Regions from separate parts of the Homo sapiens genome. Here region 2 is linked to region 1. A link is an interaction called in ENCODE POLR2A ChIA-PET data of the cell type or tissue named here. Cell type or tissue: B cell. All regions are shown on one strand. Links, peaks and the distances in the headings refer to the core of each region. The heading gives the core; the rest is flanking DNA.

Evidence for each region. ChIA-PET counts read pairs that join two places held together with the same protein. Peaks named below come from ENCODE experiments on the same cell type or tissue, not always from the same donor. Only the 100,000 strongest peaks of a DNase experiment are listed, where the experiment ranks them.
Region 2: POLR2A ChIA-PET joins it to region 1 with 5 read pairs; 1 of 35 experiments calls an interaction of 5 or more read pairs at or near these places.

The regions. Positions count from the first base shown.
Region 1 is chr7:27,199,848-27,215,431 of GRCh38, forward strand. It overlaps HOXA13 (homeobox A13), which reads right to left and starts at 244. Exons shown (of 2, transcript NM_000522.5): 1 at 1-244. The coding sequence starts at 230. HOTTIP (HOXA distal transcript antisense RNA) reads left to right here and starts at 574. Exons shown (of 3, transcript NR_037843.3): 1 at 574-674; 2 at 776-2,791; 3 at 4,865-7,412. RefSeq lists enhancers at 2,591-3,115, 4,610-5,334, 5,335-6,057, 10,500-11,000, 11,001-11,501 and 2 more. In B cell, for the core only: no CTCF peak of the experiment used is centred there; DNase peaks (open chromatin) are centred at 74, 764, 1,204, 1,634 and 3 weaker places; H3K4me3 peaks cover 2,093 bases; H3K27me3 peaks cover 3,542 bases.
Region 2 is chr7:26,330,327-26,345,910 of GRCh38, forward strand. The region is part of intron 1 of SNX10 (sorting nexin 10); the gene reads left to right. Among named protein-coding and RNA genes, the nearest start is that of SNX10, 46 kb to the left of the region's middle. RefSeq lists enhancers at 5,107-5,622, 15,281-15,584. In B cell, for the core only: no CTCF peak of the experiment used is centred there; DNase peaks (open chromatin) are centred at 4,045, 5,105, 5,815, 7,115 and 1 weaker place; H3K4me3 peaks cover 3,927 bases; H3K27ac peaks cover 4,000 bases.

The DNA.
Region 1 (15,584 bases), core at 49-4,048:
GCGGCCGCCGCCGCCACCGAGAAGTTGCCCCCTGCCGCCGCAGCCGCCGGGTGGGGGAAGCCCCCGCCCCCGGCCCCGGCAGCCGCCGCCGCTGCAGCCGCTGCTGCAGCCGCCGCCGCCCCTTCCATGTTCTTGTTGAGCTCGTCGGCCACCAGGCCGCCGCCGTTGTCGTAGAGAAACATGACGGTGGGCTCGATCCAGCGGGGGTGGAGGAGCACGGAGGCTGTCATAGCCCGAGCCGCATGGAGAAGACCCCAGTGGCGCTGTTTTAAAAAGCCCCCAAGAAGTGAAGAGCGCGCGGCGCGGGGCCGGGGCCCGAGCGAGGGGGGCGGATCGCGCCCCGCGGGGTCGCGCCAGGCGGCCGCCCATTGGCCCGGCCCCCCCGCTCCGCCCACGGCGTATGCAAAGCGGGCGGCTCCGACTCCAGCTCTGCACGGTGCACCCGTCGTCCCCGCCGCGGCCCGCGCCGTCCCCAGCGCCAGCCGCGCGGCCGCGCACCATTCACCCGGGGGAGAGGCGGAGGAACGTGCGGGTGGGGCAGGGAAGGAAGGCGGCCCCATCTCCGCCCCCCTTCCCTTCCTTTATCCCAGTGGGGCCCAGACCCGCGCAACCAGGCGGGGAGGGGAGGTGGGCGCGCGATTGGGTTGCGATCTGGAGCAGTGGGGACAGGTCAGGTAATTCTGCCGGCGGTCAGGGATGGGAGAGTGGGGAGGACGGGACCAGCCTAGCTCAGAATGGGTGTTTCTTGGAGCCTCTGGGACTGTTTTCTTTCCAGGAACCGGCGCGTATTTCTGCAGTGAGACCACAGGACGGACATCGGCGCCTTCGGCTTCGATGGAGTTGCGATTTTGCTCTTTCCAGGGAAACAGTGGCAGGGTGTTTGCTGCTTATCGGTTCCTGCGGATATGCCTGGGTCCCAGGACATTCCACTGGAGGCTTGGACTGCATTTAGGAGCCCCTATCCCTTCCCTGTCCACACTGTTAGTGAGCAATTTCATATGTTTGCATTTAGACCCATAGACTCAGAACGACTCATCACACACACACACAGTGTACACTGACACACTCACATTCGCACACTTAGGTATACAGCCTGATCCTTGCTCTGACCTGGTAACAACGCTTCCTCCTCCAGAGACTTTGAGATAGAGCGAGCGATCCCTGTGCACCATTCATCCATGCTCCCACCTCGCCAGTATGGCTGGCTTAGTTCTGGAAGGGGCTTAAGAGGAACAAGCCCCAGCTGTGCTTCTGGCTGGGACTTAAACCCCCCTTCTGGGCCCTAAAGCCACGCTTCTTTGTGGACCGGACCTGACTCTCCAGGAATCTGGGAACCCGCTATTTCACTCTATTTTGGGACAAGAAAAAGGGGCTCTTTGGGGCCACTTCCTGCCTTCCCCTCAAGTAGGATCTCCAGCCTGCAGAGGGTGCCTAGTCCTTCTTTGCCCAAGAACCAGTCCAAGAAGCCTTTCCTCTGTGCCTGGGAAATGCAACCTTTTCTTGGGAGCATGGTAGGGTGTTGGTGCTGAAGAACCAAGCAGCGACCCGTCTTGTAGCTGCCATGTTTTGTCGAGGGGTTCTGGGGGTCCTGCTGCTTTAGAGCCACATACTTCCACTTCCTGATTCACTACTGTGAGCTGGTCAGATGCCTAGAAGAGGAACAAGCGTTCAAAGTGAAAGTGGGCACATTACCGGAATAGTGCTGGGGAGAGTGCTGGATTCTTTTCCACCCCAGGCGGACTGGTGAGAAGCCAGGCTTGGACCTGTCCTCTGCTCCTAGCTTGCACACTCAGCCCTAAACTCAGAGCAGCACGCATACCACCCCTCACACACACCCCACCATCTGCTGTCTAAGGCCCCTGGGCTTCCTGCAGGATCCAGACCAATGTGGCTGGGCTTGGGCTTTTATCTGTCCTGATCCTGGATTTGTCCTGACCAATGTAAGTGTCGCCCAATAAAACCTTCTATGACCCCCACACCAGCCACCCCCCCACCAAGTGTGCCCTTTCCTTCTTGACTTTTTAGCAGTTCTGGGTAAATATTGATTTGCCCCCAGTTTACCTTCTCCCTGACTGGCCATTTGCAGACTCAGGAACTAGCCTCTGTAGGGACTTGATTTTTCTGTTACTTTCTGGCCGTTTCACCACCCCCCTTCCTCCCTCCAAGTGGCATTGTAAAACTCACAGTGACAAAGAGACAGAGTAGGGTTCTAGGCCCCTGTTCCTGGGGACTTGAAGGCGGTTTTACATACTGGTCAGACACGGCTGGAGGCCAAGGTCAAGTTGAAAGTTGCAGTCCAGCCAGCATGAGAACTGCCATGCGAGCGTAGAGACACAGGCAGCAGCAAAAGGCCCATTGCCCACATCCCCTCACTCTTAATTTTCTCTCTCTTTTTAAAATTCTCGCCTCTGACTCTGTTCGGCTGCCCAGAATTTTTTGGTGCCTTCGTGGGGTTTTTGGGGCGGTGTTTACCGACTCTTCTCTGCCTCCGCCCTGCTCAGCCAGGGCTTTGAGCCTCTTCGGTTTTCCGGCCAGACCCGGAAAAACGAAAACACAGCTTGGGGAGCCCCCACTAGCCGGCGCCTGTGCCAGCTCACCTCTGGCCATGGCGCAGCTGCCGGTGCACACGGCGGCCAAGGCCAGCTCCACATTCTTCCCTCCCCCTCCCACTTCACCGTAGCCCCGAACCCTGCGCGCAGAGAAAGGGTCTCAGCTCCACAGACGACTGGGTCCCTCCTCACCAAAAATGGTGAGACAAGATTTCATCTGTCGGCCGAGGAGCCACAAGCAGGTTTGTCTGAGAGGGATGGTGCTGGGGGAAGGCTTTGGATTGCATCTCAAATTAAGCTTTGCTCCTTAAATGTGGCGCTCTCGCCAAGAAAAAGCTTGGGGACTGAATTCTTGAGATTTATGGTGCACCTTATTGATCAAATTTATCTGGACTTTTTTTAGTTCCCCGATGTGTCCCTATCATTAAAAAAAAAAAAAAAAAAAAAAAACCCCTCTCAAGACATGCTTATTTAGAGGAAGGCACCCTGCTTGTTCTCTTCTTGTCTTGGATCTCAACATGTATCTTATTTTTCTACCAGACATGTCCATGGCGTCCTGGCATGCCCCACTGTTTTCAAATGTCTGCATGTCCTGTCAGTATTGAGTTGTAGCCACCAATCAGTGGAGGTCGTTTATAGAAGGAGAACGAGCTCTGAATAATTTGGGTCTGAGTTTCAGAATTTCTACTCACTTTTAAGCAAGAATAATCTTCCTTCCCTGTCTTCTGCTAAGGGAGATAAGATATTTATTAATGTTTCCCAATATGATTTCTTTCCCTGCCAGGCAGCCAACAAACTGACTTGCTGTGGCAAAAGAAAGTTTGGAGGACGATTGAGACGGGTGTGCTCTGGGAAGCAAGCACAGACCCTCCTAGCATTTTTCCTCTTTTCCCAACGGCAAGGTCAAGATTTGCTTGCCTGCCAAGGTAGTGGGTCCTGATCTTCTGAGCTGTCTGTCCCTCTGATTTTTTGTTCTCCAGGCTCAGGAATTCCTATAGGATTGCAGAGGCACCTTCAACCTGATAATTTTATATTCTCAGGCTCCTCCTGGGTTAGACTGGGGAAGCCAGGGCACCCACTAGGATCGGCCGGCAGCGGTGGCACCTTAGGCATGACAGCCAAGCAGAGGGCTGCATGAGTAGAGGTGGGAGAGGTGGGAGAGGCTGCAGTCACTTCCCAGGTACTGTCTGGTGCACTGATTTCCCCGGAGGAGCCCTGAGAGGGCAGTGCAGGCAGGACCGGAGGGTAGTTTCTGCAGCACGGCCTTTATTTCAGGAATCACCAGAGCCTTTCTCAGTGTTCCAAAATGCCTTGGCTGACAAGGCTTCTTACTTCCTGGGGTAGGCCAGGGTGCCCTGCAGGGACTGGTTGCCCAAAAACCTCTCACTGAAGAAAAAAACCGCAGCTAGGTTTTTCTGGGTGGGGAACTGGATGCCAGCCTGGTCCACGCGGCTCTGGGCTCCCAGCATTGGAGAAGAAAAGGAAAAAGGGAAACCAGGTTTTAATCGAGCTTGATTTTCATTAGCAAATGAAATTTACCTGCTCTCACTTTAACTCTGAGGAGGCTGTCAGCACTGCTCCCTGGCACTATTTCTTTGCATCCATCCAGCACTAGGATAAACATTCCTTGGTTGATTCTAAAGACACTTTGTATTTCAGGATATTCATGTGCTTTTAATGTATCCAAGCAGCTTTACAAGCCACTTTTGCAGAACATCTTAACCCTCTCTCTCCCACCCTAGGTGGGCTGGGGCACAGAGATAATGGCAAAGGAAGAAAGATCCAGAGGAAAAACTGGTTGAGGGGCTGAGGAGAGAGAAAGAGAAAAGACGAAATCGTCAAACAGTGTAGCACCTCTGAAGCCAAACTTGAGCAGATCATTTGGGAAAGGAGCAAGTGGGGGACTGCTCTGCTTATGGAGGGAATTTTGAGTGTCCCCATCAGGTAGAAGCTGTACCCTCTTTCTTAAGGGGAAAGGGTTGGTAGGTCCTGAGATCTGGGCTGAAGTTGGCCAGCGGACAGGGAAATGGTGCATCGAGTCACTCACTCAACCTTTTGTTCCAGATTTTTGTGCATTTGAAACAATAATAAGGCAGTAAAAGGCTTGAGGCTGTGGGATAGTTTTGGGCTATTGTCACTGTGGTGACCAAATGTTAACATGGTGAAAGTGGAAGTGCAAGGTCCAGGAAGATCTACAGGGACCCCCACTTTGCCTTTAAGATCCCTTCATGGGGTGGATCTCAAGGACAGCAGGTTTTTGGAGGAGCAGCTCTCCTGCTGCCTGTAGAGTTTTTTGTTTTGTTTTGTTTTTTCAGGTACCACAAAGCCACTAGTGCACAGGGACTCAGAAAAGACGGCAGGAGCCCAAGGAAAACTCCAATTTGAGTACAGCCCTGCCTTGTTTCCCCCAGAGAGTCCCTGAGCAAGGAGACCTCCACCCCACACACACCATTTCAGAACAACCAGGTTCCAGACTCCCATGAGGAGCATCTCCCACTGCAGAGCCTTGGCCAGCCGCGCCCGGACTCCTCAGAGCTGGCGCAAACTCCGTCCTCCAAAACTCGGCTCTGGGAGGCCTAAGTGACTCCGAAGCCGGCGGCAGCCGCGGCAGCGGCCGTGGTGGTGGAAGAGCTCTTTTCCCCGACAGTGCCACTGATCGCTCTTCACTGGAGCTGGAAACAGCCTTCGCGGAAAGGACCGGAGCATGCGTTAGAAGCAGAGGGAGCTTGGTGAAGGGCTCGGCTGGAAGGAGGAAACGCCTTCTCGCAGTGCGCGGCCAGCCCGCGGGGGACACCGGCTTGCTGGACTGCAGGGGCCCGTGCCACCCAGGAAGTGACCTGCGGGTCACTCAGCCGGGGCGCTGGGCGAGCGCGGGACGGCCCGGAGAATTCCGTGCGGCTGCGACGGGAAAAGGACGAGGGGTCTCTGTACCCGACGCTGCCACTGGCCCAAAGGAATTTTACCCGCGAGCGCCCACCCCACCCTAGCTTGATGCTTACGCCCGCAACAAAACAGGAAACCAGGACTGGGCAGTGCATTCTTTAAGTCAACAAATACACTGAAGACTTCGAGCGTTTGAAGGAAGGAGGGGGTTTGCACGTAAGCCTGGCCCCGCCGGGCTCGGCTTTCTCGCTGAGAAAGCGGCGCAGGCAGCCAGGCGGCCTGGGCCCGCGGGGGTCCATCTCGCCCTAGACTCCTAAGAACTCCCACGGCCCTGTTCCCAGCTGCGAATTCTTAATGCACAACGCGACGGAGGGAAGGAAATTCACCAGCGCAGCGACGAGGAAGGGGAACTCAGGACCCCTTCAAGTACACACTGAGGTGTGATCAGAGTTTTATGGGCACTTTATATGCTGTAATCATAACGATGTGTGTGCCTTGATATGCACGCATATTCACGCATCAAACGTGCATACACACACAGAGTGAATGTGCGCATCCAATGTCATGTGGGTGAAATACAAGCATCATACCCAGCCCTACGAAAAAAAAATTCACCCTGTCGGACCAGGCTGGTGACATACTTCGCTGGCGCATCTCCTTACTCACTCTTACTTTTCCGACCCCTCACCATTCCCTCTCCTGTGGCTTGGTAAATACACCTGCCCTCCGTGGAAGGTGAGTCCTGGACTGGCGTTGCCAGGTTCGCATGTCCTCCCCAGAACCTCCGTCTGGCTCCAGGGACTCTCACTGAGCGGGTCTAGAGCACCCAGCACTTTTCAAGGAACAGCCGCGGTTCCTTTGTCCCGCGGCTCCAGCCCCGTTCGGCCCAGCTCTCAGGGAAACGAAGCGCTCAGTAAGAACTTTTGATATTAGTTTGTATGGGTATTTACACTCTGGTGAGGGGAGCTGAGTACGGAAGTTCCATTAATCATACTCCAACCTTGGGTTTAGATATTCAGTTTATGGGTTGGGAGAGGGAGTTTGCCGGAAAGAAAGCATCAAGGTTGGCCGCTGACTCCAGAGAAATGAAAAGGGAGCAAGGTCGTTTTCTGTTTCTGGAAATCAAGAATTAGGAATGGGCAACTACAGGTGCTAACCAACAGACCACTTTTTTGTTTTTTGGTAGCCCTTTGGCAGGGATAGTTTTTCCACCTTTGCCCGATACAATTTAAAAAAAAAAATCCTTTTATTATGGAATTTGTCAAACACACACACAAGCATAACAAACCCCTAGGTACCCATCTCCAAGTTTTGACCCCTATTATAATTTCATCTTCAGTGTTTTATTATCCACTTCCTCTCTCTCTATCTTTAGTATTTTAAAGTAAATCCCAGATAGCATCACATCATTTCACCCCCACCATAGGATTTCAAAGATCTGTTATATTTCAAGATTGAGTAAAAGGGCTTGAAATTGGGTTATTGCAATGAAACTCTAGAAAAAGCTTGAGGGTTCACCCAGGAGTAAGCTGGACAAAAAAGGGGTTTGAGGGGTGGACCCATCTTGCCTAAAAATCTTGTCTCATCTTTCTAAAAATTACATATGAAAGAGGAAGATTTATGTTACTTTTTTATATGAGAGAATCGTCCTTTAATAGAAAATTTCTATTGCTGCATCAGAATTATGGAGGAACACAAAAAACATACCTCAGTCCTTAGTGTGTCCTAAATTAACACATATTCACTTATTAGTGGGTAAATGACTATATTTCATTTCAGCACAACTTCTCCCCTGGTAGAAACACAAAAGAAATTTCTAATGATTAAACTAGGAAAGTTTGCACTGAATTGATGGCTTATCAGAGCAACCGCAGTTTTCAGGAAGAAATTCAATGCCATGCGTTGAAAATATCCCCCTAGCAATAAGGGATTATTTTTAAAAAAGAATGAATAAAGATGTTCTGGTTTCTTTTGTTTTAATCTGGTAGTCTCATTTACAACGAGCATGATTCTCCCTGTCGAACTCTGAAAGTGACTTAACTGAAAGGCTTGGCAACTTCAGAAAGCAAAAAGGTAAAAACAGAAAATAGCACACGGTTGAATTTGACAACTTTTACACTACCCGGCTGCTTAATAAATTCTAACCCCACTTGTCTGAGTGGATACTGATCATCTTTTCTATGGCAGTATTTTGTATTTGGGTTGTTTATGGTTTCTTAATTAATTTTTTTGAGTAGTGATTAAATATCTGGGATGCTTTTACACTAAGCATATAAATTCTCATGGTATTAGAAAAGAGCTATTTGATGAAACTCATAAGGGGTATGTAAATTAAAAAAGAGAAGAAAGTGTGTGTACATATTTTACAATAATCTCGAACGACTCCAACTATATGTTGCAGAAGCCATGAGCTCTCTGCCCACTGTCTGTGGGGTATCAGCAAGATTGACTCCTACCAAGCCTTGGGCACAGTGGTGGGTTTAAGGGTCCCATGTCTCCAGATCCTAAGATGGAGTTCACCGCAGGGGTGAGGGCTCGGGTCAGGGTAAGGGTGGGGACTGCAGAAGTCAAACAATTCGGAGGAAGAGGGAGAGGGGAAGAGAGAAGCCACAGACAAGCCAGGAGACAAAGAGGAAGGGAGAGATGGGAGGGAGAAGAATAAGAAGCAATGAAACTGTAATTCTCCACAAAAATTTAAGCTACAGCAGCTCAAAGAAGGCCTGTTTTTAAAGCTTAGCAGAAGCCCATTCTCCGCTGAAGCCTGTTCTTTGTGGAAGCCTGGCTGGGGGGCAGTGGGGGCGGTGCCACTGTCGAGTGTTCCTTGCCATTTAGGTCCAAAGCCTCCCTGTGATTTCTGTAACTGCACAAAAACAATCTGGGCTTTAAGAACCTGATTATTGTCCAGAGTTAAATGCAGGCTCGACCTTCTGCCCATAGAGAGTCCAAACGCATGAATTCCTGCTGGTATCAGCTTCGGAGGCAGAGGTCGCGAGCTGAGCTTGGGACAACCCTTCAAGCCTGCTAGCAATTACCTGCTCTCAGCCACTTTTAAAAGGCCATATTTCTTTACATTTCTAGGATCTAATGTGAGGTTATGTCAGGTCATGGGACCCTAGGCTGGTGCAAAGTAATTTGATGTCACCAAGAGCAAGCAGACTCGTTTGTCACCCTGAGGAATAGAAGTCCCTGTGATTTCTGCTGGGAGCAGAGCAGGGTTGCTTGGCTGGGGGTGTGGAATCCAGACAGGGGTCCAGTGTGGGCCTAACCAGGTGAGCTGGGAGGGGACTTTCTGGATCGTGTGTGTGTGTGTGTGTGTGTGTGTGTGTGTGTGTGTGTGTGTATGTTTGTCTGTCTCAGGTTGAGAGGATTAAGGGATCAGCTCTGCTCCAAGCTCACACAGCAGCCCATTGGAACTCAGCATGTGACCTGGACTGATCCAGGCCCTTGGATCCCAGGTTCACTTGTGACATGATCTGGGTCTCAGTTTTTCTGAAGCTAAATCTGGTTAGCCCACCTGCAGTCCTTTCTTCCCCTAGCCCTTACCCACTGCTACTTTAATAGTCTGTAGCTGATTAAATAAAACAACGGAGTCTTCCTACCTGAGGTTTATCCAGCCATTAGGTGATTGGTGGGAGCACAGAAGGAGTCATAGCCCTTGTACCCCTTTGGGGAAACACTTCTGTGAGTGATAAGAGACGGCTAATGTCTCAGTGAAGGGCTTCAAGGCATTTGCTAGAATGGCCTCTTCCACTATTTCCAGTTCTTCCATTTTTTCAAGGGGGGTGGGGGTTGTAGGGGGTTGTGTAACAAAGCCAAAGAACAGGGTCCCTTAAGCCTTCATTTGAGAATCAGGGAGAGTGCGAACCCTGGAGGAGTATGGGTAGGCAACTTGATGGGTAAAATGGAAAAGGAAGAGGCCGCTTCCCAGAGGCCTGGCCGATGCTAGGTCCCAGAGACTTGAGCATGACAGGGTGGGGGGCCTCCTACAGAAGCCCTGGAAACTCTATCGGTAGAGCTGCCTGTGGGGGCTCCACAATGTCCTGGGATTCATACATTGAAATGTGGAGCATGGTTCCTTGGCCTTCTATATCATTCCCAAAAGGAGTATACTGGTGCCACTCTTCCTGACAATTCTAGGATGATCTAATGCCACAACTAATAGACTGAGAGAGCCTGGGCAACATGGAGAAACCCAGTCTCTTTAAAAAACACAAAAATTAGCCAGGTGTGGTAGCATGTGCCTGTGGTCCCAGCTACTGGGGAGGCTGAGGTGGGAGGATTGCTTGATCCCCAGCAAGTTGAGGCTGCAGTGAGCCATGATAGTACCACTATGTTCCAGCCTGGGCGAAAGAGTGAGACCCTGTCTCAAAAAAAAAAAAAAAAAAAAAAAAGACTGAAGGAGAGAACTCAGACTCAGACTCAGCCAAAGTGGTCAGCAAGGAGGCACACCCCTACAAGGCGGACCCCATTTGAAGCAGGCGAAGGCACCCAATAGAGAACCTGCAGTGAGCATCTCAGAGGCACATGGAGAGGCCTGCACAGAATTCTCTATCTTTTGGCCATAAGGTTAGGAGGTGCTGGTGGGGCCAGAGGAGCTCAGATAAGAGCCAGCTCTCTATATGTGGGGCTCATTTCCATGGGGTTGTGAGAGAGGCCAATCCTTCACAGAAATTAGAATCTGGATGCAAGAAGGCAGCCAGGATCAGATCTGGCCAGATGGCCCCACGGCAGAGATGGGGAAAATGTCACCTTCGAATCCTAAGAAGCTAGGCTCCTGTGCTTTGCCAAAGGCCTCGTGGGCAGCAGTCTGTAGCTCCAGCGGTTTTGCATGCCAGCCTCTGGACTCACTTAACTTCTGCAGCAATCTGTTGGTCCCCAGAGCCACTCTGCACCCTCCAGGAGAACCTACATATGGGCGCTCCAGGGATTTGCCCGCATTAGGATCAGGAGCCCCAGGAAGAGTTAGATGGGAATCCAGGCATCCTGGGCCCTGTGCTTTCGGTGGACAGCTAGATCTTTCTTGTCAAGGTGGAAATAGCGTCTCTGCCCTGGGTGGGAACCCAGACCCAGCCCTGCAATCACGCAGGCAATAAAGTAAGCACTCCACTGTCGACGGGGAGGCCAGGGAGAGAGAGGCTTCTCTTTGAGGCCTCCCACCCCCATCCAATCCAGGAGGTTGCAGTCGCTGTGGGCGGCGGCGGAGGATGCTCGCAGGACACCGCTGCAGTTGCGACCTCTTCCCACTAGATGTCTTCCCAGTTAATCGGAACTCAAGGGCGCTGTCTCTGCTCCTCGGGCCGAGACTCGGTTTCCCCTGCCGCTTTTTGAAGTCTAGCATTCCTCTGTGAAAGCTGGCTTTTCCCTTTTTTTCCTATACTCCCCTTCCCGCCCTGCGCTCTAAATCCTGGCTCTGGAAATCCACCAGAATCAAATGCTGGCTCCCTGCGGGCCCGCGTCGGAGCGGCTCACGCCATTGGAATCTTTTTATGACCTTTGATGTGTTTAAATAACATGGCAAGTCTGAGCACACACCTCGGATTAAACTTTAATCGGCTGCAGTCAAGGTCGCCCAGGTGGTAAAAGCGTTTCCTCCGACGTCTCCTGGCAGACGCTGCGGGGTCCAAGGTCTGGGGCAAAGCCCTAGGCCCCCGCCATACCCTCCTGCCTCTGTCAGGCCTGGGTGGGGGCCAGGCCCAGGGCCACCCCATCGAGCTCCAAAGAGGACTAAGGAAATGGGATCGGAGGTAGACACTCAGGGTGGGCTAATGACCTGAGCACAGTTTTTATAGCTGCTAGACAGAATAGTTAAAAATTCCAAGAAGCACTTTCAATTTCCCCTGACTCCAGAAACTGGTTGAAGGTCTAGTCATGGTCAGTGCCTTATTGCCTCCTCCCCATGGCTCTGCTCCCCTAGGGAGAAAGGGGGTGCTGGTAATGATGTTGCGGCCAAGTTAGCTGACTGTTTTTAAGGTCACCAAACCCATTAACTGTGGGCCAGGATCTAGAACCCAGGCTAAAGCAGCCCTTCTGTGTGTCAGGCTAGACAAGGTTGGCTTCAATTTTATCTGGGATGAGCATATCTTTCTGAGCCAGTATACCTGTCATGGAGAATTGTCATGGGCAGTATTTAGGAAAAGCTCCAAGAACAGGGCAGCATATGTAGTGAGAGCTTACCACTGTGCTTTTAAAAAAGAAGGAATGTACAAAAGGGCTAGAAGGACAGACAAGTCATCAGTAACAGTGCTTCCCCTGGGAAGAACTGGTGTTCAGAGGATCTGAGTAGAGAATTTTTTTTCTATAAAATCTTTTTGTAGTGTTTGTGAAGTGCACCAATTGTATGTATTAGCTATTGAGGTTATACTTTTCAGAAAACTGGTTACCCTATGTATCTCATGGCCACATATTCCTTTGGGGAATTTCCTCCACACATCATACCAGCCTTGGATTCAGGGGAGAACACTGAAATAAGTTACCCCAAGGCTTGAATCTTAGTCTTACGGACATCAACTCAGATTTCCATCCCCTGGGAGAGGTTCTCAGGCCTCTCTCTCTGGGCTTACCCCTAACTTGTAAATGAACATGCCAGCCCCAGCCATTCACAAAAGAGAATGCGTTGTCTCAAAACGAATTAAAGCCTGATCTTCAATTTTCCCCCAATCCCTGAGTGCCTAGGGGTTTGCAGAAAAGGCCCACAAATGCTCCTCCAGACCAGAGATTCCCACAGCCCCTTGACATGTATATTTGGTTTGTCAATTCTTGTCTTGAAGACACTATCAAGTGTCTTCAAGGGCCACATACTAGACTGACCTGTTGATCTCTTGACTTAGAGATAACACTATCACTGTCTAAAATTAGTTCTCATAGTGCTTCTTCATGGCCTTCTGGGGGCTGCTAATACTCTTTATCTTGATCTTTGTAGTAGTTACACAAATGTATACATATATAAAAATTCAGTGAACTGGGGGCTTAAGATTTGTATGCTTTGCTATACGTAAGTTATATGGCAATAAAAAAATTTTTAAGTGCTTCCTCCTAACAACCTGTGAGGTTGGTCCCAAGGTTATTACAATCATCTCCATTTTACAGACAAAGCAACTAAGACTCAAGGGAAGCTAGGGTCCCAGGCATCTGTGGAAGAAAATAACCAGCCAGAGACTAACCAGCAGCTTCTTCCTCTGGGTCTTGCTGCTTCAATATCCAGCTTTCTTTTCCAGCAGATTTCTCAGGTGACAGGAGCCGGTTCAGTATAGAGAGGCTCTTTTTAGAGAGATTGTGAGGTAGGAACATGTGGTCTGAGTCTTCAAATTTTTTAGTCTTGGCGTAGGGAGTCAGGGAGGGCACGCGCCCAGAGGGTGTGGGGCCTAGAGGGCCCCACTTGTGTGCCTCTAATGAGGAAGAGGGCCCTCAGGGCTTGGAACATATTTTCTTCTTATTCCAGTCCTCCAAGCCCACACGCACCCGAGGCTCAGGAGACCTCTTCAGGCGACCGCACCCTTCCGCTGAAGTCCCCCACTTCTGCCCCTCCGAGGTGGGGTGGGGGTGTTCTGAAATAACGGTGGCTGCAGTTAGATGGCTGAGGACATAGAAAGCGGTTGTTATTTATTCCAGGCACCATCACAAAAGGCTTCCAAAAATATCGAGCCGAGATATTTTATTGTCCAGCCTGTCTGCAGCCTGTAATTATGCGTTCAAGATGTTTAATGTGTGCAAATGCATTAGCCGCTTTCGCTGGTGAAAACCCTAGCTGGGGGCGGGGTAGAGGCAAGTCTGGAGATAATTATGTCGTACAGTCGCAAACATTATTCCGTTCTTACTGTAAACGGCCCCGGCCACCTTTACGAGAAACCAGGAAACTTCTGAGAGTTACTAGCAGCGTTTACGCGGGCAAACTGAGTTCTTTTTCTTTCTCTCCCGGATTGTTCGAAGTATCTATCGGGCGGCTTCGATGCCAGGTTCAGAGGCGCGCCAGGGAGAGGGCGCCCCGCAGAGGAGCGCAGCGGAGAGGCCTACGCAGGTCCCCGGTGCCCGCGGCCCTCGGAGGCCGGGCCCTGCGTCTTGGCCAGGCACTGGGTGGCAGCTGAGGCTGGTGGCCCGGAGCCCTCGCGGCCGCGGGCAGGCCCCTTCTTGGGCAGGGTCGGGCACTCCCGCTGTCCAGGGCTCTTCGGCACCCTCCTTCCAATCAGGTCGCTCTCCCCTGCTCCCCAGACTCAACTCCTCCGAAGCTGCTCCAGGTTGAAATGTGACCGCTAGGCCGACTCCCTGGGCCCGCGAGCAGTTCTCGAAAGGTGCGGACTGAGCCCTTTCTGGGGTGGGGTGCGGGTTGGTTCTCGCAAGTGTGACCCAGGGTGAACTTGCTATTTCGGGTCCCGGGTGCTGCAGGGCCAGGAGAACAGCTGGGATGGGGGACCCCCGCCTCCACCCTCGGGCCGGCACGTCCGCGCCCTGTCAGGTCCCCCTCCCTCCTCTATGATGGCCAAGGCGTGCGCCAGGGCTATCCGGGAACCTTGTAAGGCCTCGTGCTGGCACCTAACCCCACTCGCGGCACACTTCCTCTATGTAGTCTGCGGCCCCGCCTGCCAAATGAGAGTGACCAGTGCAGGGACAGAATGCCAGGCTGGTGGCCGACCGCCTGAGGGACAAAGGCGAGCATTCACAAGCCAACAGCAGACCCCTGCCCCCCATATTTCCATTTCGCTCAGGCTTTTAGGACAAAATCAACAAGGCCGCAGAGTGGTGCAGGCGCTCACCCCGGGTGACAGCCTGGGGAGCCACTGGTTCCGCGACCCTGGGCATGAAACTCCTCAAGGGCGGCCCTCGAGACGCAGGGGAGAGGATGCTGCCGGCGCCTGCCCGAGGGCTTCTCTGCGGGAAGCGGGCAGGCACCCCACCGGAGTCATTGCCGGGACCCTCAGCGCAACGCGGGCCTGTGTCCTCTCGTTTCTCTTTAGAAAAAGACTGGATTTTAAGACTCGTTTTAGGCCAATGATTTAAAACAAAACCAAACCAAACTACTGGGCGCTCGAGGAGTAGTGTGGGACACATTTAAAAAAAAACTTGTGTGGGATCCAGGGTGCATTTTCTGGGGCCTGGCAGCGCTGCTGCAGCCCCAGGGCATGGAGAACAGGGGGACATGGAAAGATCTGGGAGGATGATGAAACCCCAGGGAGGGAAACGCTCACACAGAGAGGAAAAACAAAACCCACTAGACGTGATTTGTTCCTGCTCCAAATGAATCATCTAAAGAGAATCCCTCTGGGCTACATTTACTGGGGCTTAGGGTCTGGGGCCCTCAGATCCACCAGTGGTGGGGGTAGTTCCCTGAAATTTGCACTCCCAATCTCCCCCGTGAAGGTGCAAGCTGTAGCTACAAAGGGAAAAGGAGAGGAAGAGGCTAGTAGGATTCCTGGGTGGCTGCAGCCCCAAAGTAAACCCCATGCTTTGAGTGCCTCTGCATAACAAAGTTTCCCAGGCCCCCCAGACTTGGAGGGGGGTGGTTAGTTATGCAGCAACTAGACGTTTGGGAACAGCAAGACCCTGGCAGGAGGTGCAGACTAAAGCTTTCAGGTTCCTACCTCTTGTTCTTTCCTACCCCCTGTGTCTGCCTTTCTCTCTGCCACCTTTCCAGAGACTCAGGCCTCCAGGAGCAAGTGGCTTTGCTCTGAGGCCCTACCTGGATGGGCCAGAGAGACTGGGAAGTTTAAGGACAGGTCTCACACTTGGTTCAGATTTCAGACACCTCAGAGGTGGCTATAACTTAAAGCCTGCAAAAATAAACTTTAACCACATTCGAGCGTCCCCCAAGCCTATAGTTTTGAAGGCCTAAAATGTGCGATCTTTTAACTCAGAGGTTGCTGGTTGCCTGAGAGGCTGAGCAGAATTTCCCAAGCAAGAGGGGACAGGGAAAAAGGCCATTGTTTCTGTAGATATCCAGGATCAGTTCAAAATCAGGGCTCACTGAAGAGGGCATGTGTCCTGTGACTGCTCTCTTGAATGTAATTTTTGTCTCTCTCTCTCTGTCTCTCTTGCTCCCATAGAACCGTGCCCTCACAGCAATCCAGTGTTTGATTCTCCCTATAGAAAGTGAATCTGATCAGGGCCTTCTTCACTCTCCTCCTCCTTCTCTTCTGTTCTGCAGCTCATTCAAAAGAGCCC
Region 2 (15,584 bases), core at 3,786-7,785, 870 kb before region 1:
CATTCCTAGGTTCTAGGTACTTCTTGGTAGGTTATTGTCTGGAGATAACAGTGACCAGGACAATTTGGGTTCTGCTGGTCCTGGGATAGAGGGGAGCACATGAGGATTGAGCAGCCGGTACTTGGGAGAGTTACCAGGGAGGGGCGGGTGGAGAAGCCGGGGTGCAGCTAAGATGAAGCTGCTGAGATGGGTGTGAATTGGGGCATTTGCAGCCCTGGCATGAGTTCCCGAGGCATAGTGGAAGGAAGGGTTAGAAGAGGAGAGGGCAGAGGAAGGACGGAGTCAGATCCAGGTAGAGATGAGAGAACCCCAGAGGATGGATGTTGCTTGGAGGCCCTTCAGCCTGGGCAGACATTGTGGCTCATAGGAGGAGGGTGTTTTGGACATGAGGGTTGTGAATGAAATGGGTGAGGCCAGGCATAGTGGCATGCACCTGTAGTCGCAGCTACTCGGGAGGCTGAGGCAGGAGAATCGCTCGAGCCCTGGAGTTTGAGACCAGGCCGGGCAACATAGCAAGACCTTTCTCAAAAAAACAGAACTAAGCTGAGTGCGGTGGCTCACGCCTATAATCCCGATACTTTGGTAGGTCAAGACAGGAGGATCACTTGAGCCCTGGAATTCAAGACCAGCCTGGACAACATGGCAAAACCTCATCTCTACAAAAAAACTTAAGAATTATCTGGTCATGGTGGCATGCACTTATAGTCCCAGCTATTTGGAAGGCTGAGGTGGGAGGATTGCTTGAGCCTGGGAGGTTGAGGCTGCAGTGAGCTGTGATCACACCACTGCACTCCAGCCTGGGTGGCAGAGTGAGACCTGTCTCTAATAAAAAAAGAGAACTAAAAAAAAAAAAAAAGTAGATGTATTAACATAAAGAAATGGGTTAGGCTTCGGGTTTCAGGTAGCATGTTTTTAAAACAGCTTTATTGATACATGATCCACATATAGTACATTCACCCATTTAAAATGTGCATACAGGCCGGGCGTGGTGGCTCACTCCTGTAATCCCAGCTCTTCGCAAGGCCAAGGCAGATACATCACTTAAGCCCAGGAGTTCCAGACCAGTGTGGGCAACATGGTGAAACCCTGTCTCTACAAAAAATATAAAAATTAGCTGGGCATGGTGGCCCATGCCTGTAGCCCCTGCAACTTGAGGGGCTGTGGTAGGTGGATCACTTGGGCCTGGGAGGTCGAGGCTGCTGTGAGCTGTGCTCGTGTCACTGCACTCCAGCCTGGGTGACAAAGCTAGACCCTGTCTCAAAAAATAAATAAATAAAATAAAATATAAATAAAATGCATACAGCTCACTGGTGTTTGGTATATTCACAGATATGTGCACTTATCACCAAAGTCACTTTTAGAGTATTTTCATGACCTCAAAAAGCAGCAACTCTGTACCTTTTGGCTGTCTCTCCCCTACCCACCAAGTTCTTCTCCCAGTCCCAGTCCCAGTAGCTACAAGCAACCAGTAGTCTATGTTCCATCTCTGTAGAAGTTTCTATTCTGGACTTTCATGTGAATGGAGTCATATGATATGTAGACTGTTGTGACCGGTTTCTTTCACTTATTGTAATGTTTTCAGGGTTTATCCAAGTTGTAACATGTATCAGAACTTCATTCCTTTATATTGTTGAATAATACTCCATTGAGTAGATATACCGCATTTTGTTTGCCTGTTGATAGGCAATTGGATTGTTTCTACTTTTCACTGTTATTAATTATGCTGCTGTGAATAGTCATATACAAGTTTTTATTTCTCTTGGATATATATACCCCGGAGTTGAATTGCCAAGTCAAATGGTGACTGTATATTTAATTCTTCAAGAAACTGCCAGACTTTTCGCAAGGGGCTGCACAATTTTTTATTTCCACCAGTAGTGTATGAAGGTTCTGATTGCTTTACCTCCTTGGCAGCATTTGTTATTATTTGACTTTTTAATTCTAACCAGACTAGTAGGAGTAGAGTGGTATCTTACCATGGTTTAGATTTGCATTTCTCTGGTAACTAATGATATCAAGCATCTTTTCATTTGCTTATTCACCATTTGTATATCTTCCTTGGAGAAATTGCTCAGGATACTTTGCTTGTTATTGAGTGGGGTAATTTGTGTTTTTCTTATTAAGTTGTAAGAGTTCTTGATATAGTTTAGACACAGTCCCTTAGATATATGATATGCAAATATTTTCTCATTCTGTGGGTTGTCTCTGATGGTGGCATTTGAAGCACAAAAGTTTTACATTTTTATGAAGCCTAATTTACCTATTTTTTTGTTGTTGTTGCTCATGCTTTTGGTGCCATATCAAAGAATCCTTTGCCAAATCCAAGGCCATAGAGACTAACTGCTGTGTTTTCGTCTATGAGTTTTATAGTTTTTTGCTCTTACAAAATGGTATTTGATCCATTTTCAGTCAATATTTGTATGTGGTATAAGGTAGGAGCTCAACTTCATTCTTTTGCGTGTGGCTATCTACTTGTCCCAGCACCATTTGTTGAAAGGATGATTCTTTCCCCATTGAGTGGTTTCGGTGCCCTTGTTGGGGAAATCAATTGACTAGACAGAAATAAACCTATGGGTTTATTTCTCAATTCTGTTCCTTTGATCTGTTTGTTTGTACTTGTGCCAATACCACAATGCCTTGAGTGCTGTTGCTTTGTAGTAAGTTGAAATTGGGAAGTGGGAATCCTCCTGCTTTATTCTTCTTTTTCAGGATTGTTTTGGCTATTTGGAGTCTCTTGCAATTCCTATGAATTTTAAAATCAGCTTGTCAGTTTGTACAAAGAAGACATCTGGGATTCTGATAGTGATCGTGCTTGAATCCATAGATCACTTTGGGCAGTGTTGCCATTTTAAGATGTTAAATTGTCTTCCAGTTCATGAACATGGTATGTTTTTCTGTTTATTTTGATCTCTTAATTTTTTCCAACAATGTTTTGTGGTTTTCAGAGTATACATTTTGTACTTCTTTTGTTAAATGTAATCCTAGGTATTTTATTCTTTTTTTTTTTTTTTTTTTTGAGACAGAGTCTGGCTCTGTCGCCCAGGCTGGAGTGCAGTGGCGTGATCTCCGCTCACTGCAAGCTCCACCTCCCGGGTTCACACCATTCTCCTGCCTCAGCCTCTGAGTAGCTGGGACTACAGGTGCCCGCCACCGCACCCGGCTAATTTTTTTGTATTTTTAGTAGAGATGGGGTTTCACCATGTTAGCTAGGATGGTCTTGATCTCCTGACCTCATGATCCGCCCGTCTCGGCCTCCCAAAGTGCTGGGATTACAGGCGTGAGCCACCGCACCCGACTATTTTATTCTTTTGATGCTATATTTAGGTAGTACTTTGATGGGAAGTTGTGATAGTACTTCTTACTCTTACCAGGTGAAGGGGTAGAGTGAGTAGAATTGAAAAAATGTTTTGTTGGCAGGAGAGAGGGCAGGGCATTTTCTGCTGTTCTTCAGGAGGTTGTGTTCTCAGGTTTTTCACAATCCTTGGGTAAGGCATCGAGGAATACATCAGCCTTCAAAGAATTTCATGCACCCAGCTACCAATGATTTCCCCCTTTTCCCATCATAATCAAAACCCTGTGTGGTGGAAAGGGATGACTGATGAGTGAGTAGCTGAAGATAGCTCCTGGTTAATACAAAGGCAATCCGATTGGACTAATTAACACTAATATTTAAATCACTAATACCACTCCCCCAGCTTCTGAGATTTATCTGCTGTTCCAAAAGATGAAAATTATTAGCACAAACAAATCACTAATTAAAAGAACCTTGGTAGCATAAGCAAAGTGGGAGGTGGGAAAAATGCTTTTGGATTTGGCCTGGGATGTCAAGGTAGTTTTTTGTTTTTTGTCTTTTTAAACTTGCTGTATCATAGTTATATGTATTTTTGAGGTACATGTGACATTTTGATACATATGTACAATGTGTAATGATCAGATCAGGGTAACTGGGATATCCATCACCTCAAGCATTTAAGGACAGTTTTTGAAGAGAGAGAATGTCACAGTACGAGTTAGGAAGCACCTGTGCCAGTGGTCATTTCCTCTCTCTCATATGTAATTTTTCACAGCTTCTTTCCTTTTATTCTGTTTAGTAACTGGGTTGCTTCTTAGTGTGAGTGAGTACAAAGGGAGGTGGAGGTCAGGGCCAACATGCACATGCAGGTATGTTCTCAGTGTCTGCATCTCAGGTAGCACTTTTTCAAAATGACATTCAAATAATTGTGAGGTTAAAATTCTGTAATTTTTTTTGTTTCTTGGATTTTAAACCCTAAATTTGGCCTACTATCAAGTTCATGACCATAAATGGAACTTGTATGTCATAGAGATTAGCAAGTTAGTGGTTTCTTTGATTTATGTCCTATGAACCAGTATTTTTTTAGATTGCTATAAACTTTAAAAAAAGATGTGCTGTCATATCCTCTTTTTTTCTTTTGTGATGAATGGTGGAAAAACTTAAATGCAATTTTATTTGTGTTTCTAACTTTAACTGAATATCAGAGTTCTGCTGTTTTTCCATCTTGGTTTGCCTTTTCTAGTTCTAATCTGGGACTGAGGGAGACAATTTGGGCCTGGTTTGCAGATGGTTCTGCTTGCTCTGCAGGCCCTCCCCAAAAGCGTACGGCTGCCTGCCTTCAGCCCAGCTTTCATGTTTTGGTGCAGCTCTAATTTCTTTTTCTTTTTGTTTGAGTTCCTTTGATTGCCCAAACTGGGGTCACCTTCAAGCCACCTTGAGTAAAGGGATGCTTATGTTAAGGACACTGTGCACAGGGAACCTCAGAGATGCTGGACACGGAAGCCACTGGGAAAGTGGCCCCAGGCAGGCCTGCACACTTCAGCAACCGAAGCTGGCTCCTGTGATTCAGCTTGTCTGGTGGCCAATTTCTGTGGCCTTTAGTGTCTTTTATCTACATCATGGCTCATATATACTTGTGTTATACGGGTATAACACAAGAACCTCTGGTCCCTCAGAACCCCAGCTGTGATGTCATTATCTCTCCAGTTTCTCTTTCATCACTTTCCAGCCTCCATTCTTAAAGAACCACCAAATGTAGTAATATTTCCTAGGTTCAAGTACGAGGAGGGAGCCATTGCCCAGCCCTTTCTTCTTTTTGTGCCAGGCTGTGCCCTAGGTACCCTCTAGCCTGTGGACTGACTTCTTTCGAGTCAGACATCCATCCCTGATCCTCCCTACTGTGTCTGGGGAGGGTCATGACAGCCAGCCGCCTGTAGATCTGCCCTAGGAGCAGGACCTTGGTAGGCTCTTCCCCAGCAGATCTGGGAGGGCCCTGGCACCACCACAGATGTGTCCAGTGCAGAGCCAAGGGCATAGGTAGTATTGAGAGCAGATACGGGAAAACTTGGCACAGAACTAAACATTGAATTTAAAATAACCTCGCAGATGGAATATTCTTTTTTTTTTTTTTTTTTTTTTTTTTGAGACGGAGTCTCGTTCTGTCGCCCAGGCGGGAGTGCTGTGGCGCGATCTCCGCTCACTGCAAGCTCCGCCTTCCGGGTTCACGCCATTCTCCTGCCTCAGCCTCCCGAGTAGCTGGGACTACAGGCGCCCGCCACTGCGCCCGGCTAATTTTTTGTATTTTTAGTAGAGACGGGGTTTCACCGTGGTCTCGATCTCCTGACCTCGTGATCCGCCCGCCTCGGCCTCCCAAAGTGCTGGGATTACAGGCGTGAGCCACCGCGCCCGGCCTGGAATATTCTTAAGAGATGAAAGTAAGGAGTCAGTGATTTTTTTTATTTAAATAGAAAAATAGCTGAACATTGTGGGAGGAAGTGAAACACAGAGTGAAATTAACTTGACTGCTGTTTGTTTTTTGTGGGGAGGGAATAATAAAAGTAACTGAGCACATTAGGTTTTACTTTCTTTTAAAAAACATGTTTTGTTCTTAAACTTTAACAAATGCACTGTAATCTTTTGGCGAAATACAGAAAAAAAGGAAGTAAAAATCAGTCATAATCCTACCACTTAGAAATGACTACTGTTAATTCTTAATTTTATTGTGCATAAGCTCCAGTTCTTAAGTAAATATGTAAAAAAAAAAAAAAGTGCTTTTAAAAAATCACTTAATAATACTGTTTGAGGCCGGGCATAGTGGCTCACGCCTGTAATCCCTACACTTTGAGAGGCTGAAGTGAGTGGATGACTTGAGGTCAGGAGTTCAAGACCAGCCTGGCCAACATGGTGAAACCCCGTCTCTACTAAAAATACAAAAAAATTAGCCGGGCTTGGTGTGCACACCTGTAGTCCCACCTACCGGGGAGGCTGAGGCACGAAAATCCCTTGAACCCAGGAGGCGGAGGTTGCAGTGAGCTGAGATTGTGCCACCGCACTCCAGCCTGGGTGACAGAGCGAGACTGTCTCAAAAAATAACAACAAAAAATCAACAATACTGTTTGAACAGCCCCGATCATTTAATATTCTTTTATAACAATTTATAATGGCTATGAGGTAGTCTGTCATGCAGATGGAACATAATTCATTTTTTTTCTACTCCGCTTATGGACGTTTAGGTTTCCATTTTCTTTGATTGTTTCTTAAAAACACTGCATTTTGAACATTCTTTCCTGTACAAATATTTTGCACATGTAGCACTGATATTTTTTTAGATTGAGTTCCCAGAGGTCAAATTATCGAGTTAAAGAATATAAACAATTTATATTGTTGCTTTTGAAATATATGGCCAAATTATCTTTCAGAAATATTGAAATAGCTCACATTCCTACCAACAGTATTTAGTTCCCATTTCTCATGATCCTTGCCAGCAGTGGATATTATTACAGAAATTTCTAATTTTAAAGAAAAAAATATGGTACTTGTTTTTATTTGCACTTCTGTTAATAGCAAGATGAAACATTTAAGTAGATTATTGACCTTCTTTCAAAAACTTTATTTTTAATTGTGGTAAGAAACACATGAAATTTGCAATCTTACCCATTTTTATTATTTTTTTCACATGGTCTACACCATACTAGTGTATAGACCTTACCACTTTTTAAATGTACACTTCAGTAGCGTTAAGTGTATTCACATTGTTGTACAATAGATCTCTAGATCTTTTTCATTCACAGAAGTGAAACTCTGTATCAGTAAACAAGAATGTTCCATTTCCCCCTTAAATGCTCCTTTCACCCTTTCCTCTAGCCCTTGGCAACCACCATTCTACTTTGTCTTTATCAATTTAATTTCCTTGAAAACCTCATGTAAGTGGAATAATAAAGGATTTGTCTTTTTATGATTGGATTATTTCATTTAGCATAATGTCCTTAAGGTTCGTCCTCTTTTGTAGCATGTGGCAGAATTTCCTTCCCTTTTAAGGTTGAATGGTACCCATTGTATGGAGAGACCACATTTTGCTCATCCATTACATTTCATTGATGGACACTTAGGTTACTTCCACCTCTTGGCTATTGTGAATAATACTGCTGTGGATGTGGACCCACAAATAGCTCTTTGAGAGCCTGCTTTCAGCTCTTTTGGATGGATATCTGGAAGTGGAATTCCTGGATCATGTGGTAGTTTTCTGTAATTTTTTGAGGAACTGCTATACTGTTTTCTATAGCAGCTGCACCATTTTACATTGCTGCCAACAGAAGGGTTCCGATTTCTCCATATCCTCCTCAATGCTTTTTTGGTTTTTTGTTTCTTGGATCTATCCTAACGGGTGTGAGTTAATTTCTCATTGTGGATTAGTGATGTTGAGCATGTTTTCATATGTTTATTGGCCCTTTGCACGTCATCTTTGGAGAAACGTCTATCAATTCCTTTGTCCTTTTTTTTTTTTTTTTTTTTCTGTGAGACAGAGTCTTACTCTGTCACCCAGGCTGGAGTGCAGTGGCATGGTCTTGGCTCACTGCAGCCTCTGCCTCCCTGGCTCAAGCAGCCCTACAACACCAGCCTCCCGAGTGGCCTGGATTTCAGGCACATGCCACCATGTCTGGCTAATTTTTGTGTATTTTGTAGAGGTGGGATAGTAACTTCCCAATGAGTTCACCTTGCCCACTGCCTAGACAGAGCCAATTTATAAAGACGGGAATTGAAACGGCGAGAGAGTAATTTACGCAGACCCCGCTGTGTGGGAGACCAGCGTTGTTGCTGTTGTTTTGAGACTGCATCTCGCTCTGTTGCCCAGGCCTGGAGTGCAGTGGCGTGATCTTGGTTCACGCCATTCTCCTACGTCAGCCTCCCGAGTAGCTGGGACTACAGGCGCCCGCCACCACACCTGGCTAATTTTTTGTATTTTTAGTAGAGACGGGGTTTCACCGTGTTGTTAGCCAGGATGGTCTCGATCTCCTGACCTCGTGATCCGCCCACCTCGGCCTCCCAAAGTGCTGGGATTACAGGTGTGAGCCACTGGGCCCGGCCGGATTAGAGTTTTTAAAGACAATTTGGCGGGTAGGAGCTTAGGAAGTAGGGAGTGCTGATTGGTCAGGTTGGAGATGGAATCGTAGGGGGGTCAAAATGAGGTTTTCTTCCTGTCTTCTGTGCCTGGGTGGGATGGCAGAACTGCTTGAGCCAGATTACCACTCTGGGTGATATCAGCTGATCCTTCCAGTGCAGTTGCAGGGTCTGCAAAGTATCTAAAGCATGGATCTTAGGTTTTGCAATAACGATGTTATCCCCAGGAGCAATTTAGGAAGGTTCAGACCCTTGGAGCCAGAGACTACATGGCCCCTAAATTGTAATTTCTAATCTTGTAGCTAATTTGTTAGTTCTGCAAAGGCAGACTGGACCCCAGGCAAGAAAGGGGTCTTTTCGGGAAAGGGCTGTTACCAGTTTTGTTTCAGAGTCAAACCATGAACTGAATTCCTTCCCGAAGTTAGTTCAGCTTATGCCCAGGAATGAATAAGGACATCTTAAGCGTTAGAAGCAAGATGGAGTCGGTTAGGTCTGATTTCTTTCACTGCCATAATTTCCTCAGTTATAATTTTGCAAAGGCGGTTTCAGGATTTCGCCATGCCGCCCAGACTGGTCTCAAACTTTGAGGTCAAGTGATCCTCCCACCTCAGCATCCCAAAGTGCTGGGATTACAGGCATGTGCCCGGTCTTGCATATTTTTTAAATCGGATTTTTTATTTGTATAAATTTATGGGGTTCAAGTGCAATTTTCTTACATGCCAGGTTGCACAGTGGTGAAGTCAGGCATTTAGGGTTTTTTTCTTTGTTTTTGTTTGTTGTTGTTGAGCTTGATCTTTTTTTTTTTTCTTTTTTTTTTGACAGAGTCTCACTCACCCAGGTTGGAGTGCAGTGGCATGATCTCGGCTCACTGTAACCTCTGCCTCCCAAGTTTAAGCGATTCTCCTGCCTCAGCCTCCCGAGTAGCTGGAATTACAGGGTAGCTGGGATTACAGGCGCCTGCCACCATGCCTGGCTAATTTTTCTATTTTTAGTAGAGACGGGGTTTCACCATATTGGCCAGGGTGGAGTCTCGAACTCCTGACCTTGTGATCCACCTGCCTTGGCCTCCCAAAGTACTGGGATTACAGGCGTGAGTCACCCCACCTGGCCGATCTTTTTTTTTTTTTTTTAAATAGTTGGTTCTGAGACTTTGATCTTGCCAAAAGAAAAAGTTACAAAAAATTTTGTTTAAAAATTAAATTGGCTTTTATTAGTGATTCATGAATCAGGGAGCACCTGATCTAAAGATTTAGAAAAAGTCTTTGCCGTTTTTTTTTTAAATAATGATATAAACCATACTTGTTATTCCTTATTTCATCATTTGAAAAAATATGTGATCCTTTCTCACTCCTTACATGTATAGTCCACAAACTTTTGGTCAGTAGTTTACTTGTCAGTGAGATCTCCCATAGGCATATAGACCAAGCCTAGCATTGCAAATGTTTTGGCCTGTTGACCTCAGAAAGGTATTATTAAGGTATAGTATATATAAGTACTGAAGGCACAGTAATGGCTTGCTCTGTAGTAGGGGTCTGCAAACTACTGCCACCAGTTTTTGTAGATAAAGTTTAACTGGAACCCAGCCATGTTCATTCAGTTAGGCATCTGTGAGTGCCTTTTCACTATGCACTGCAGACTTGAGTAGGAGATGCAGAGACCCTGTGGCCTACAAAACCTCAAATATTTACTATCTGACCCTCTACAGAAAAAGATTGCCAAGTGGTACTTTATAGAATTTTATCTTTGCTTCATAGATATTTTGCATTTTATAGAAAAAGTATTCCAAGGTAGAAAATAGAGGAAGCTTTCTCCTCGAGTTTTCGGTTTGGGCAGATCTGTGTACCATGCTCTCAGGGCAGTGGGGTTGTGAAGAGATACACGAGTCTCTCAGATGAGTCTTCAGGACTGCCATGTTTCCCAGGAAGGGGATAACCCATGTGTCTGCTGCCTGTGTGTATCCAGCTGTAATGTCACCAGCAGGTTTGAGAAATCATTCCTGTTGTTTGATGTGGTTGTGCGATTTTATCTTTTTTCATTTGTTTATTTTAGAGACAGAGTCTCGCTCTGTTGTCTAGGCTGGAGTGTAGTGGTGCAAATAGCTCACTGCAGCCTAACCTCCTGGGCTGAAGGGATCCTCCCACCTCAGCCTCCTGAGTAGTTAGGAATACAGGTGTGCACCACCATCCCTGGCTGATTTTTTGTTTTAAAATGAAAAATTCAAACAATGTGGAAACCAAGCCACGCCCAGCTTGATTGTGAGATTTAATGATTCTTGGAATGGGCTGGGTGCGATGACTCACACCTGTTATTGAGCACTTTGGGAGGCTGAGGCAGGAGGATGGCTTGAGGCCAGGAGTTCGAGACCAGCCTGGGCAACATAGGGATATACCATCTCTACAAAAATTTAAAAAAATTAGTCAGGCATGGTGGCTTGTTCCTGTAGTCTCGGCTGCTAGGGAGGCTGAGGTGGGAGGATCACTTGAGCCTAGGAATCTGAGGCAACAGTGAGCTATAATTGTGCCACTGCATTCTAGCCTGGGTGACAGTGAGACCCTGTCTCTAAAATGAAATAAAATAAAAATAATAATTCTTACAATGAAGGTAAGAGAGAAGGAGAATGGGTGGCCATCCAGGTGTGATGGGGGTTCTTCATTGGTGGAAGAGAGAGAATACTCTAGAGACAGCCTAGCAGAGGACACTGGGAGGCAGATATCCATACTTGGCATAACAGTCTTTCAGTGAGACAAGAATTCTCTATGTGCATTTTTTTTTTTTTGAGATGGAGTCTCGCTCTGTTGTCCAGGCTGGAGTGCAGTGGTGTGATCTTGACTCACTGCAACCTTGGCTTCCTGGGTTCAAGCAGTTCTCCTGTCTCAGCCTCCCAAGTAGCTGTTTATGCCAGCATGCCCGGCTAATTTTTGTATTTTCAGTAGAGACAGGGTTTCACCATATTGGTCAGGCTGGTCTTGAACTCCTGACCTCAAATTATCTATCTGCTTCAGCCTCCCAAAGTGCTGGGATTACAGGCATGAGCCACCACACCCAGCCCTCTATGTGCATTATTATGACAGACACATAAGGTAGCCTGGGGAGTTTGGAAATCTATACAAACCTAAAATTTTCCAACTCACCTAAAGGGCTTAGTTTTGTCAGGGAGCAATTTCTTTTTCTCTCTCTTTCTCTTTCTGTCCTTCTCCCTTCCCTTCCCTTCCCTCCCCTCCCCTCTTTCTCTGTTTCTCTTCTTTCTCTCTCTCTCTCTCTTTCTTTCTTTCCTTCTTTCCTTTCTTCTTTCTTTTTTTTTTTTTTTTAGATGCAGTCTTGCTCTTGTTGCCCAGGCTGGAGTGCAGTGGCACGATCTTGGCTCACTGCAACCTGCACCTCCCAAGTTCAAGTGATTCTCCTGCCTCAGCCTCCCAAGTAGCTGGGATTATAGGCATGTGCCACCATACCCGGCTGATTTTTGTATTTTTAGTAGAGACGGGGTTTCACCATGTTTGCCAGGCTGGTCTCAAACTCCTGACCTCAGGTGATATGGCTGCCTAGGCCTCCCAAAGTGTTGGGATTACAGGCGTGAGCCACTGCGCCTGGCCTCAGGGAGCAATTTCTGATTGGCAGCTTTGGTTTGCTAAATTATAGACAGTTGACCTTTTATCTCAAACCATACAATTGCGCTGTCATTGAATTTCCTTCTCCCCACCAGTAAATGCCATGGCAAGTTCTAGTACCAAATGATACTTTCTCTTGTGTCATAAAGGTAGCATCTCTTAATACATTTGAATTTGCTATTTATTTTACATGAAATAAAAATAATTTATGTTAAAATTACTATTCTGAGAGCATTATGCTATTTACTGTATTTAAAATAATTATTACTTTAAAAAGTTTAAAATTAATGTTACTAGGAAAATTCAGACAATATGGAAGTGTATAGAGCTTAGAAAATGACATGATCACCATTTTCACTGTACAGATTTACAGTATTAGAGGTTGACCATGATAGTTCACTGTGATGTTTTGGAACAACTGGTTGAAACTGCTTTCAACTTTCCCAAGTTTCCTATTTTCTTTTTTATTTTCTTTTTTATATTTTGAGACAGGGTCTCACTGTAACCCAGGCTGGAGTGCAGTGGCATGATCATGGCTCACCGCAGCGTTGACCTCCCAGGCTCAAGCAGTCCTCCCACCTCAGCCTCCCAAGTAGTAGCTGGGACCACAGGCGCATGCTATCATGCCCAGCTAATTTTTGTATTTTTTGTAGAGATGGGGTTTCGCCATGTTATCCAGGCTGGTCTTGAACTCCTAAGTGATCTGCCCGCCTCAACCTCCCAAAGTGCTGAGATTACAGGTGTGAGCCCCCGGGGCCAGTTTCCTACTTCATAGTTGGACTTGGTCTGTAGCATCTTAAGGTGGCCAATTATCAGACTCCTATTAGATAGAACTGCAGAGTTCTGCCTGGCTGGGAAAAGCTCAAGCCCTTTGGGGAAATTTAAGACCCCAACTTTGAACCATTTGTTCACATTACAGAGTCATGGAGGCAGCCTGTGGCATTGGAAGGCCACCCTAGGGAAGCAGACTGGCTTTGGTTGCAGTGGAACTTGAGCACTTGCACTCTTTCATAGTGTGACCTTGGGCAACTTAACCCCTTAACCCCTCTGACCTTCCGCTTTCTTGTGAAGTGGGGATATTCAAATCCTCACAGGACAGTTGTGAAGTTTAATTACACAAGGAAACACAGCTATGCCCTGGTGGAGAAATTCAGTCAAATGGGAGAGACAGAGGGTATCTAAACATCATGATGCAAGCGAAGTTAATGGCACCAGGGGACTGCACAGCACGCGGTTGTGTAATGGGGCAGAGAGCCCGGGAAGTGATTTCTGTGCAGAATCCTGGCAGAGTTTGCTGGTGCCTGGAAAGGGTGAAAGTATGAGGGTAGAGGTTCAGCCGTGTGGAGCACGTGATGTGTGTGGGGAGCATGGGCAGATCCTGAGATGGTGGAACCCACCGGCTAACTTGGCTCTGGTGCAGGAATCCCATGATAACCGGACTTGAGCCGCTCCTCCTCCTGGCCTCCTCCCCTTGGCATGACCCAGGCCTTCTGTGTAGAGGGCCTTTTTCCTTTTGCTTTCCTGGCTATCTCACACCATCCTTTAGGCCTCAGCGGAAGTGCCATTTTCTCAGTAAACCCTCTCCACCCCCACTTAGTCCCTCCATTCTTTAAAGTTTTGTTTTAAATGGTAAAAAACACACAACCTAAAATGTACCATCTGATCCATTTCTAGGTGTACAGTTCAGTGGTGTGAAGGATGTTCACATTGTTGTGCCGTTGATCTCCTGAACTCTTTTCATCTTGCACAACTGAAACTCTGTACCCACTCAGCTGCCCCCCACCCCCTCTCCCTCCCATACTTGGCAGCCACCATTCTACTTTCTGTCTCTGAATTTTTTTTTTTTTTTTTTTTGAGATGAGGTCTCTCACTCAAGCTGGAGTGCAGTAGCACAGTCTCAGCTCACTGCAACTTTTGCTTCCCAGGCTCAAGTGATCCTCCTACCTCAGCCTCCTGAGTAGCTGAGACCACGGGCGTGCCATGACTCCCGGATAAGTTTTTGTTTTTGGTAGAGTTGGGGTTTTGCCCTGTTGGCCAGGCTGGTCTCTAACTCCTGACCTCAGGTAATCTGCTTGCCTTGGCCTCCCAAAGTGCTAGGATTACAGGTGTGAGCCACCACCTGGCCTCTGCCTCTGAATGTGACTGCTCTTGGTACTTCATACAAGTGGAATCATACGGTGTCTGTCTTTTTGTGACTGGCTTATTTCATTTGGCCTGTGTCCTCCAGGTTTATCCCTGTTGTGTGTTTTTCCATTCCTATCACACGGTGTCCTTTCCTATCAGTTCCACATTATAATTAGGAAGTCGCCTCCAAAGCTCTGAGCCTGCTGTGTACTCCACCGTGTGTCCTGCTTGCACCTCAGCCCATGGCACATAGCAGGAGCTCCACAAAGAGTGACTGAACGGAATCTCCAGTTCCAACCCCAGTCTGTCTTTCCAACCTAATCTCGACTGGTCCCCTCTTGACTAGCTTCTTATAGCTGCGGCAATAAGTTACCACAAGCTTGATATTTAGAACAGCAGAAATTTATTCTGTTACAATTTGGGATGCTGGAAGTCCAAAATCCAGGTGGCAGCAGAGCCCTGCTCCCCTGCAGAGGCCCTAGGGCAGAATCCCCGCCTTGCTTCTTCCAGCCCCAGGGGCTCCATGGCTGGGGGCTGCATCCCTCCCCCTCCTCCGTCTTCGTCTTCACATGTTCTTCTCTGTGTTCTCCTCTCTTTCTCTTATATGGGCACTTGCCATCAGATTTAGGGTTCACTCCAGTCATCCAGGATGATTTTATCTTGAGATTCTTAATTATGTCTCCAAAGACTCTTTTTTCAAATAAAGTCACATTCACAGGTTCTGTGGATCAGGACATGGACCTATCTTTATGGCAGCCACAATTCCACCCCACTACACCCTCTGAGAACCCTGTCCCCCAGCTGATCTGGCCTGGTCACGATCTCTGGACCATAGGGCACGCTTTTCACCAGGCTCTGTGGGTGTTGTTGTTGCTCCTCCGCTCCCCTGGAGGTCCTGCTTTTTTTCCTTGAACACTGCGATCCCCTGCTCTCCCATTCCCTCTCCATGGGTCCTCTGACTGCTCCAGGGGAGAGGGACTCCCTTCCTCTTGGAAAGCTTCCTGCTGCTGCTCGGGTGCAGCTCGCTTGCCCCTTCCAGAGGCCCTGTGGGGTCTCTCGTCTGCACCTCCACACGGCCCTGGAAGCGGAGCCTGTGTTCCTGCTTCCCTGTGTTCCCTATGGTGCCAGTGACATGAGTATAGAGACTCTGGGAATACGTGTGGGGGATAATAGGGACCCGGAAAGTGGGCTCAGACACATACTGATATTATCAAAGTGAAGGCAAATAGTAGACCTGCAGTCATAGTCACCCTCAGTTGTAAGAATACATATGTGTGGATATAGGCAGGGAATTTAAATTTGCTTTTTGTTTTTGGCAGGGAGCAGGTGTTAAATCTAATGAGCTTACATACCAAGTGGGTTTAAAGAACAATTGACAACCCCAGAGACATGCAGGGCCTGGAATCAAACAACAGGCTGGCTGCACTGCTCAGAAGGTCAGAGTC